Regions from separate parts of the Mus musculus genome. Here region 2 is linked to region 1. Evidence: chromatin contacts called from ENCODE Hi-C or POLR2A ChIA-PET data. All regions are on one chromosome and are shown on one strand. The core of a region is the stretch at or near the end of the contact, and the rest is flanking DNA. Distances in the headings are between cores, read along the strand shown. Region 1 has its middle 11 kb from the start of Gm41591. Region 2 holds the start of 1700122O11Rik (RIKEN cDNA 1700122O11 gene).

Evidence for each region. Hi-C counts contacts between places; a loop is a spot of excess contacts on that map. ChIA-PET counts read pairs that join two places held with the same protein, here RNA polymerase II (POLR2A).
Region 2: a loop to region 1 is called in a map of gastrocnemius, with 2.2 times the contacts of the local background. The contact joins the promoter of 1700122O11Rik here to the enhancer-like site in region 1. A Hi-C loop is called at or near these places in 2 of 37 maps with a recorded cell type or tissue (T-helper 1 cell and gastrocnemius). POLR2A ChIA-PET finds 5 or more read pairs at or near these places in 3 of 5 experiments (all embryonic stem cell).

What each region holds. Positions count from the first base shown.
Region 1 is chr17:47,997,582-48,004,646 of GRCm38, forward strand. No RefSeq gene overlaps it. Among named protein-coding and RNA genes, the nearest start is that of Gm41591, 11 kb to the left of the region's middle. Within about 2 kb of position 4,479, at least 2 of the 3 ENCODE cell types and tissues checked have a DNase peak (open chromatin) inside an H3K27ac peak, as active enhancers do; they include gastrocnemius, where a contact is called at or near this core.
Region 2 is chr17:48,036,307-48,040,358 of GRCm38, forward strand. 1700122O11Rik (RIKEN cDNA 1700122O11 gene) reads right to left here and starts at 1,987. Exons shown (of 3, transcript NM_029689.1): 1 at 1,908-1,987; 2 at 1,109-1,262; 3 at 439-975. The coding sequence starts at 1,965. The coding sequence ends at 462.

The DNA.
Region 1 (7,065 bases), core at 3,229-5,728:
GTGAGTCCTTAGCTGGGTTTGTGCTATTCTAATTCTGTTCTCCACTTGCTAGACTGTCTTCTCCCTCCCTTATAGTAAGTATCTTTTGATGGAGAGACGTTTTAATTTTCCTGTTGGCCAATTTAGCAGTTCTGTGCTGTAAGTACTCTTCGTGTTTTCTTTATAAACAGAACACACACACACACACACACACACACACACACACACACACACACACACGCTGTTGCCAAACCCACAGCCTCAAAGATCTTCTCTGTTTCATCTTAAAAGTTACTGCTTCATTGTTCCATTGAACACAATCCATCTGGAGTCTATGTTTGTATATCCTGTGAGGTAGGGGTCAAGATTCATTTTTAAAATGCGGGCTAGCACCATCTTGACCTCTGACCCCACCCACTCCTGATGAAAGACCTACTTTAATCAAGAAGGGCTTTTGTGTCCAAATGTATACTTTGACAGCTGAATTCAGGAGCAGCTTTGGGGCCTCCGAGTAGGGGTCAGGGTGGCTCACTCAACATGGGAGGTCCGAACATGTGTGCATGGCTCATCTCTTCCAGGGACATGATTTTGAGAAGAGGGGTGTTTGAATCCAGGGCAGAAGTGCTTCCCCCAAGGATCAGTCAGGACTCTGCCACTGAACCAAGAAGGTTCATAGAATCCCAACTGTGGGATCCTTCAGGGGAACTTGGGGCTGCCTGCGCTTAGACACTGTCCACAACCACTCACCTGAGTTTGTCTGCTCTGCACTGGTCACTGGTCAGTGAAGATGCAGTAACGCACAAAACAGACTGCAGAGCCCTGGCGGTGCATGCCTGCCATCCTCGAATTTGGAACGTGAGTGAGTTAGGAGTTCAAGGTCATCCTAAGCTGCATAGCAAATTGGAGGCCAGCCTGAGCTCCTTAAGACCTTGTCTCAAAAGCCTGGGTGGTAGTGGTGTGTGCCTTTAATCCCTTGAATGGCTTCTCCAGTGATATAATAAATTGAATTGAGTTGAAATTAGAGTAAAAAGGGTCAGGGTTATTGGGGCAGCTCTCACAGGAAGAGGTCAGTGAATTCACAAGGCTGGCCTGGGGTAGGGACTTCCTAAAGAGGAATCAGGTCAGGTACTGGATGGGGTCCTAGCCTTATTTGGGGAGTTTAGGGCCCTGTAGGTGGGGGTCTTAGGTCCAGTGGTAACTTTGGAATCCAGAACTAGGAGCTGGCTTTGTCCAGTGTGCTGAGTGAAGGCGCCTGGTCAGAAGAGAAGGGCGGGAACCTCTTGGTCCAGGCCATGTTGCCTTTGTCCCAGAACCTCTGGTCCAACACCGAGTGCTCAGTTGGCAGAGGCAGGCAGATCTCTGAGTTGAGGGCAGCCTGGTCTACAGAGAGCTCTAGGACAGCCAGGGCTACACAGAGAGACCCTGTCTCAAAAAGGGGCGGGGGGGGGCGGGGTAGGACAAACACAAAAAATTGGAAGCAAGCAAGCAAACAAACAAACTCTTCCTTGCTCAATAAAAATTTAGAACCCCCATTCAGGTGGGGCAAGAAAGGCGATTAGAACAGCAATAGGTAGGGCTGCAGAGGTGGCTCAGCTGGTGAGAGTGATTGTGTGATTGTGAGGATCTGAGTTCAAATCCCAGAACCCATGTAAAAAGTCAGATGTGACTGCTCAGGTAAGTGTGTGTGAATGGAGGGGGGTGTTTCAGTGTGTGTGTGTGTGTGTGTGTGTGTGTGTGTGAGAGAGAGAGAGAGAAATAGAAAAATAGAGAGAGAGTTGGGCTCTGCACTTTAGCATCTGTCACAAGCATAAAACATGCTCACAGGCACAGATGGAGTGAGAGAGAGAAGAAGTAAAATGAATATAGAAAAATATGAAGGAATATGGTGACTGCTACAGGAGAGAGCGAGCGAGCAGGAAAGGGAGTTACCACGTGCCTGGTGGTTAATTTCAAATTGAGGCCTCAGGGGAGGGAGGCTTCGTGGAGAAGGAGACACTTGAGCTAAGTTGAAGAGCTCAGGGTTGGGGGCGGGGTGGGGTGTGTGTCCTAAGTATAAGAAAGAACAAATTCAAAATCCCAGAAGTGGTTACAAGGGTGTGTGTGGAAGTGGCTGTGTGGGACTCAGGGACCACGGTCACCTGAGGACTAGGGTGTAGAGCAGCTGTGGCCAGAAGGGCTAGAAATACTCTCCAGTCAGTGTCTCCCACTGGCAAGCTGCTGTTGGGGGAGCTAGGAACAGCAGCCCCCCAGGTGCAGTCCAGGAAACAGGAAAGCAGCAGGATCTAGGAGAACTGGATTGGAGGGGCTGCAGATGTGACTCAGTTGGTAGAGTCTTTGCCTGGCTTGTAGGATCCTGGTGTGGACCGCCCCCCCACCACCTCCTGCCCTCACTGCATAATCTGGGTGTGGGAGGTAGAAGCAGGAGGCCAGAGTCCAGGGTTATCTCTACTACACAGTAAACTTGAGGGCAGCCTGAGATACATGATTGGGGAGGGGGCAGGAGAGGGGTGAGGGATGGGTGGGTGGTGGTAGAAACTCAGTAAGGGAGCGAATGGAGGGGGTGGGGCTGGGCTTGGACAATTGCCGGCTAGGTAGCCTCACTAGAGCTGCTATACAAGTGAACAACCAACCCCTGGCAGGAACAGGGGCTGCAGGATTTCAGATGCACATGATTTTAAGACAGCGAAACACACAAACACTCCCTGTAAGCTTCTAACCAGGTGGACGGCATCTAACCTGCGAGCGAGTGATTTCACTACTAGGGATATTCCCCCAAGGGTAAGGATGGGTGGAGCCTATCTCCACTCAAAGTCGTGAACCAAAGCTGTGGATGTGCGGATGTGGCTCCACTGATCTAGTGTGCACTGAGCCCTTGGCTTCATTCCTCCTAGTATTACATAAATCAGGCTGAGAGATGCACACCTGCAAATCCTGGCGCTTCTGCGGTAGAGGCAGGAGCACATGAGACCCCCCATCTTAAAACAAAAGCAAACAAATTAGATGTGGCTGGGCACAGCTCAGTGGTAAAGGGCTCATCTAGCATATGTGAGGACCTACTAGGCTCATATGTGAGGACCTACTAGATTAATATGTGAGGATCTAGGTTAAATTTCCAGGACTATCAAAACCAAACCAAACCAACCAACCAGAACCAAACACCAAACACCACAAAAAACAGCATTAAAGAAAAAAAATTAAATTTTAATAAATGTCTTTATTTATTTATTTATTTATTTATTTATTTATTGGGTGTGTGTGTGTGTGTGAATGTAGGTGAGTTAGGTAGTCAAAGACACCAGGTGTCCCTGGAGCTGAAGTTACAGGTGGCTGTGAGCTGCCTAACAAGGGTGCCTGGAGGTCAAGCTGAGGTGCTCACAAAAGCAGTGCCCGCTTTTATCCATGGTGCTTCCTCCCCAATCTAGTAAACTTTACAAAAAAAGAGAGAGAGAGACCCGTACATAGGGGGCTTGGTGGGTCCTGCCCAGCCCTCAGAAGGCAGAGGCAGGCAGATTTCTATGAGTCTGAGGGCAGCCTGCTTTATAGAGAGAACTCCATAGCAGCCAGGGCTATGGAGTGAGACCCGGTCTTCAAAAAAAAGAGGAGGAGGAGGAAAGGGAGGAGGGAGGAGGAGGGGAGGGGAGGGGAGAGGAGAGGGGAGAGGAGGGGAGGGGAGGGGGAAGAATCAGCTGTGGCCGACTCACACAGTGGAATGCTCACCCCAGTAAAAATAAGTTTGCATTGGGAATGGAAGCAATGGCCTCCGTGCTGGGAGACTCTCCAAGACACTGTACCAAGTGAAATAAAACAGCTGCAAAAGAGAAGCAAGCACGGGGAAGACGCAATCTCGTGGTCCCATTCATAAAAGGATAGAGACAAGGAAATTTAATCTACGATGATAAGAGTTTTTAAAAGGGGGAGGGCTTGCCTGGGGGCTAAGGGTTGGAGGGGACGGACTTATTTGAGAAACCTACATCCATATTCTTGGAGTCTTCTTTGATTTTTTTTCCTCTCCATGTGCTTTTCTACTGTTTCTTTTTATAGAATTACTTGTTTATCTTAGGTGCTGTGGGTGTTTTCCCTGCATGTGTGTATGTTTGTGCCATGTATGCGATGTATAGGGTTTACAGAGCCGCATAACATCCCCCTGGAACAGGGGTTAGAGTTGTGAGCCTCCACGTGGGTGTTGGAACCCAACCTGGGTCGTCTGTAAGAGTAACAAGTGCTCCTCCTAACCGCCACGTCTCCAGCCCGTCTCTCTATTTTGAATAAAATCTCCAAGTCTGCCTTATGCTGGCTACTCCTGGGTCAAAGCCAAGAATCTCGGGCTTGTCTGAGTTGAAGCCCTAAAGGGTTAAGAGAACCCCCTTGGGCTGCTGAGGGTAACAGTGTGGAGCTGTGTCTCTGCCCCCCCCCCCCAGCTACTCCCCCAAGCTACCCCCCACCCCCGCTGATACAAGGACCGGAAGTGAGGAAGCAGAGGTCTGTTATAAGGGTGGAGTCTTGAGTGATTGACAGCAGCGCCTGTGTAAGCGCTGACTAATGCAGCCTCCAGGGCATCTCTAGGCTCTGTCCACCTCCCTCTCCAGCTCTATTTGCAGTAACTGGGATCCAGTCAAACCAGTTTGCCCGACGTCACTGTTCACTCTCATTGGCTTGTCTAACTGCGCATTTGTCCCCTGCCTTTCGGCTTCTACTGAATACCGAAGGTGTTCTGCCTTCGTGGTCGACACCAGCCAGCCAAACCTCTCCTAGCTGGGGAAGGAGGAGGGCCAGGCAAGCTTCCGCAGCGACAAAAGAAACAAAGCACCCGGCTGGTGAGATGGCCCGGCAGGTAAAGGCACTTGCTCCGAAGCCTGCCTACCTGAACTGGATCCCCAGGGATTCACACGATAGGAGAGAATCCGTTTTCAAAAGTTGTCCTCTGATCTCTACAAGTGTGCTGTGGTAGGGACACACACTCTCCCACTCTCTAAAAGACTAAGTATATAAATATAATTAAAACAAAAGGAAATAAAGCTAATTCAAGCTCCGCTTCCCTCATCAGGTTAAGACTTGCTGGATGCCAGTGTGAGCTTCCTCTGCTGAGCGTCCCAGCCCTGCCCCTCTTCCCATCATGGGACACCAAGCTCAGGGTCCGACTGGGTTAATTTTTACACCTGGACTGAATGCCTTTCATCTGTGTGTGGGTTAAGAGTCTTCTGTTGAGCAAGGAGTCTCAGTTTTGGGAATCCTACCCCACCCGTGAATGAATGATTGGAGGTGGAGCAGTTATGGAGGGCATCCAACTTCCCTGCAAGTGAGTGGGATTCTTCAGGCTTACTTAGCTTCAGCCCCAGCCTAGGGTTGGAGTTGAGTTTGAGACACATGAGACTCTCAACATGAGTTGAGAGTAGAGAGAGACACGTGAGGACTGCCAGGCATGGTGGTGCACACCTGTAATCTTAGCACTTGGGAGGCAGGAGGATGCTCAGAATATTCACCAAGGTCATCTTCAGATACCCATCGAGTTTGAGGCTAACCTGAATTACGTGAGACTCTTGTCCAAAAAAAAAAAAAAAAAGAAAAAAAGAAAGAAAGAAAGAAAAAGGACAAAGGACATAACCTACTTGTGGGGCAGGAAAGAAGTGACAGCCCTGCCTATATCTCATTATTGTTTTTTTTTTGTCCATATAATTGTTAATCATTTATTGAGAGGAACTGCATCTTATACGACCTGTTCCTGGTTCATCGGAACACAGGTCAGTGATGAATGTCCATGAAGCACAACCTGAAGCATCCTTTACATCCTGGAATCACGTTGCTCTCTAAGCAGTACCAGCTTCCTTCTCTCATCCTTCTCAGAATCATAATTTCTGTAGAAATTTGCATATGCCTTCTTTCTTGGTCCAGCCATGGCAAACTTACAGGAAGTTGCAACTCCTAGGGTCACAATGAAGGCACAAGCAACATGAACTTGCAGACACTTGGCCAGAGACCTGGCACCTGAGGTTTCCACAACAAACCAGAGCTCATGGTAGTGAACGTCCTCTATACAGATGTCCTCCCCGGGTCTTGGAGAAATGGAGGCTCATTGTATGCTTACAAGGACTGAATGCTATTGACCACATAGCCCAGGCCAAGAGTGTGCCCTACTCATTCTGGGTTTCACATGATTGTGGGTGTCAACTGCTTTTCACCAAGTAGGCACTTGATAAATGTTTAAAGTCTTGTCGGAGGATGAGTGAGATGATGATTCAGCAGATTAAAGCTCCTGACCAGGTCTGGGGACCTGAGTTCAATCCCTGGAACCCACATAGTGGGGAGAGACCTGACTCCCAACTGACCTCTGCCTTCTGTGTGGGTACATGCATGCACATGCACAGACACGCACAGACATACACAGACAGGCAGACACACACACACACACACACACACACACACACACACACACTAGGGGTTTATCTCTTCTGATGGCCTGGTCCTTGTAGGCATAAGTTTTTCTCAGTCTACTTTAATGAGTGTTCAACCTCTCCTCTTGCCCACCACCCGGCAGAGGTAGTGGAAGAGAAAAGTTATTAGGACATGGGGGAAGTGGACCTGTTTAGCAGTCCTTCAACAGTTAAGACCTGTAGCAAACACCAAATACGACTCAGCAGCTGCAGACCCATCCTCTCAGCAGGCAGGCAGACACCACGCATGAACCAGAAGATATAGTTCAGTCCTGAAAAAACTGCAAGGCTTGCCAACTGGCCCAAGGCCCCTGAAGCCACCAGAAGCCGCAGGAACCTTATGAGCAGTTTTTTGGTGAGTTTCTCTCAATGGCGGTGTCGCCACTAGTGGAGCTCAACAATACCATGTCAGGCAAACCAATACATGTGGGTTGTTATCGAAGAGTAGTGAGGTGGAGCAAACCAAAATAATACTTCCTTCCCACTATCTATGGGGTCATATTTATACTCCATCATGCAGAGTTCTTTCACATGTCCTCTTTAGCAAGACATCCTTTCACCTGTGTGCCCCATCAAGACATTATTTGACATAACTAACTTTCCAAAGACACTAGAAGTTTCCACTTCGGGTTCTGAACAAGCAAAGAGAGACTTTGGA
Region 2 (4,052 bases), core at 737-3,236, 36 kb after region 1:
CAGTCGTATGCCAAAGGGACACAGGATACAACAGCAGAAGCCCCCTTGACCAGAATAGGAACAACTTGAGCAGCCGAATAAATACACCAGCGTTACATACTCCAAGTGTATTATAAATATCCCCGAGTCCATAATGACTTAAATAATAAAGTAAATGAGAGTGAAATCTCTGTGCTAAGCGATGTGAACAAAAAGCTAAGACTGTAGCTCAGACTGTACACTGGGCATTGCCTGTAGCCCAAGTACTCCAGAGAGAGGCAGGAGGATTAGAGGTTCCAGGTCTTTCTTGGCTACATAGCGAGTTTGACATCAGTCTGGGCAACAAGAGACCCGGGAGGGAGGGAGGGAGGAACCTGACCTATGTTTCAATCTTTTAGAAATATCGTGAAGATTTCATGAGCTAATACATCTCAAAGTGCCTAGAACTGTGTTAGACTGTTGCTGGTGTAACAAAAAAATATTTATTTTGAAGGAAGATGAGGCAAAGGGTTGCCCCAGGCACCTGGGGTGTGGGTGACCTCTTTGGCAGAGGGTGTGTGTTGTCCCTTAAGAGCAGAGCTCTTGGAGGGAGGGTTGATAATAACCGGAGGCCACATTGACATTGCGGTCTGCTGTTGCCCTGTCTTGGGCATAGTAGATCTCTTAGGGGAGACCTTGGGTGGAAGTCTGGGAACTGCTTTGGGCATCTTCAATCTGGACGCTGATAGAGGCTCCATCAGAGGCTGGTTTCTTAGCCAGCTAGACTCTTCTCTAGATCCCAATGAGGGCAAGGTTTTAGGGGTGGGGCAGGAAGTCATGGAGGGTAGGGGGTGGAGCCTCATCTTTGAGCTCAATCTGCAGCCGCAGAGGCAGGTTCCACGGAGTGAGGGCAGGGAGAAATCTTCCCACCACTGGGCTTGCTCTGGGGAGGGCCTGGGCCAAGCCATCAGGCCCCACACTGAGTTCTGCTTGGGTACTCCAAGAAGGGCCTTGATCCTGAGCAAAAGGAAGGAAGAGTGGAGTCAGGGAGTGGAGATAGAGGGGCAGCGGACCGATATGGTCATAGAGTGAGGCTCTCCAGAGCCGGGAGGGACAGGAGGAAGAAGGAAGGCGCTGTGTCTCAACACACCTGTTTTGTTCTTCTTTCTCTTGCTCTTGGTCTACATTCTCCTTCCCTGTTTCTTCTTCTTCCTCCTCTTCCTCAAGTTTTATTTTGTTCCAAATATCTTCCAATGATGAGATCTTGGACATAGGACTGAAGATAGAATTCACCCATCTTTCCTCTTAAAAAAAGGGGGGGGGATGGTAGGAACCTCATATCAAGAGAATCCAGGATTGACAGATTCAGGGTTGGGGAAGAACCAAATTCCTTCCCTAGCTCACACTCTCACCCCAGATTTAGGCCTTAGGCCTACCAACGCTGGACTATTTGGATGGCAATCTTGCCACTTAGAATATAGTGACAAACCCCCCTAGCTTTTTTTTTTTTTCTGAGGCAGTGTCTCACTATGTAGTCCAAGCTGGCTTCAAACTCTCAATTCCCCTGACTGATGCAGTCTTCCAAGTGCTGGATCACAGATTTGTGAGGCTACACCTGGCTCTCAGTCCCCTCTGCCTGACAAAAACTCTACCAGTTAGGTGACTCAAGGCCCAAGCCTGGACCATTCATCACTTTGACAGATGCTTTGAATCAGTCCCCTCAGTCCCTCTCTCCTCCGATGGCTACCATTACCTTTGTTTGTACCTGGCACGTCAGGGACGCTTACAGAGAGCCTTACTAAGCCATAGTGGGGCTTTCTTCCTTGAACACACACACACACACATGCACAGGAACACGCACACACGCACGCACACACACTTCTAACCAGTACTTCTGTATAGATTTGGGGTTGAGATTATTTCTGCTCATGTCTGTCCATGAGACAGACCTCCAAAGTCACTTGGCCAGTGGCTGACAGGCCACGGGACATGCCCATGCCACTCCATCCTATCCACTCGGAGTAGAAGGGAAGGGAATGTGAGCAAGAACTTCTTTATCTTAGCTTAAAGGGAGGAGCCACACCTCCAAACCTATTGTGACATCATCCTTGTGAGCCATAAGTCCAAAGGAGCCATCATGTCTTTACCAAATCTAGCTCCTTAGGGTCTCTGGGATGTTAACTCTCCTTCCATTTCCCCAGCTCCTCTGTGGAATGGATGAGATACCACAGAGCCCACAGTTCAGCTGGGGACCCCTCTCCTCTGAAGAGTCAGGTGCTGCTGGGATTAAAGGTAGCACCAGCAATGCCTGACTGGTTTTGAGACAAGATCTCATGATGTAGTCCAAGTTAGTCTGCTACTTCCGACCTGTTTGTCTCCACCTTCAAAGATTAGTATGTGGGCAGATACCCTTGTGCCTGACCTTGAGAGTGTTTCTAGACATTGATGATAAACTTCGATGCTCACTACATTTGACTGGAGAAGGAGAATCTGATGTGGGTATTTTGTTCTTGCTTTTGACAAGTCTCTTGGTTAGCCCAGGCTGGTTTCAAACTCATTATCCTCCAGTCTCAGCCCCCTGAATACTGGAATAGCGGGCATGGAGAGCCTAAATTTCTACAGTAGTATAGCTGGAGTCCTAAGCTTAGGCTAATTTCTGAGCAGGAACGTGAAGAACTGGCAAGATCTCTCTGCCCTCCAGTTGGTGCTGAAATGCCCCTGACCTGGAACCTCACAGTCTTCTTTCTGTTCCTGCTGTGGAACTTTAAGGTGTGTGGTTGTCTTGGGAGTATGCAAGGGGATGGGTATACCAAGTGTCCCTTCGTGGCTCTTGTCTCTCTTCCTTGTTTTTATTGGCTAGAGTAAAGAGATCAAGTCCAGCACAACAGCTGGCCTGCCTGTCTAGGGAATCTTAGAGAAGAAAGGGCTAGGGTTTGATGACCTAGAAGGCCGAGGAACACAATCCAGGCTGAAGAAGGAAGCCTGCAGGTAAGTGTGAAGTGAACGCTTGGGATTTCCTTACTGGCTACCCTGGGCAAGCATCTCCATCTCCTAGAGCCCCATTATCTTCATCTGCAAAGTGGAACGCAAGTTGGTTCCCATCTCTCCAGCTCATGCAGAGAGAGTAGATGGTGCAAGAGAAAAGGAGTGGCTGGCACACAGTAGGACCCCAGATATTGCAAATAATACATATTGCCGGCCACAAAGTGTTGTGCACTTTCCTTCGAGTCCCACCTCTCTACCATCTGCCTCTACTTAAAAACAATCCCTCCCTCCCACGTGAGTAATTTTCCCTCTCAGTAGCTCCCTGAAGCTGACAGCAACCAACTCTGGGCGGAGTCCCGCAGAGGCTCCTGCCCATTAGTCAGGGTTTCCAAGGCCCTGCCTGGGACTCCCCCCTCCTCCCTCTAGGCAAGGACAGGAAGTGGGGACTTTGAGAGTTGCAGTCTTCCCCCGCAGTCACTATGCCTGCAGTCAGTCAGTGTCTCCCACGGAGGGCGAAACACGGGCCACCTGCTTCTGCCTTCTACTGTTCAGTCCCTGCAGTGGTCCTGACGGCCGGGCAACTGGGCAACCCGTGTGGGCTTGAGCTCTAGGATAAATTTACTACGCGACGTTGAAGAAGCTGTCCTCTGGGTCTCAGTGTAAAAGATAAAAGATAAAAAGCGGCTGCCCCTTGCTGCCTAGTGTATTGACATAAGTTCCATTCCAGGGACCCCTAAGTGTGGAAGGCAAAACCTGGTTCTCACAAGTTGTCCTCGGGCAACTGCCCCTCCCCCAATAAAGTTAATTTTTGAAACAACAACAACAACAACAACAATTTTATAATTTAATGATACACGTTGTTCAAATAGAGGAAGAGGAGGAAGTTGAAATGGGAGTTTACTCAGTAGAGTCCAGGCGCTGGTCTTTAAGGGACATCGATTCCGGAAACTATCTAAATTGTGGCCTCCAATTGCCCAGAAAATCCCAGGATCGAGACCAGTTTGACCAAGGTCCTTCTAACTTTGCTTCTCTAGTTGCAGCCTCCGCGGAGGATGGTGGCGGTGGTGTGTGTGTGTGTGTGTGTGTGTGTGTGTGTGTGTGTGTTGGTG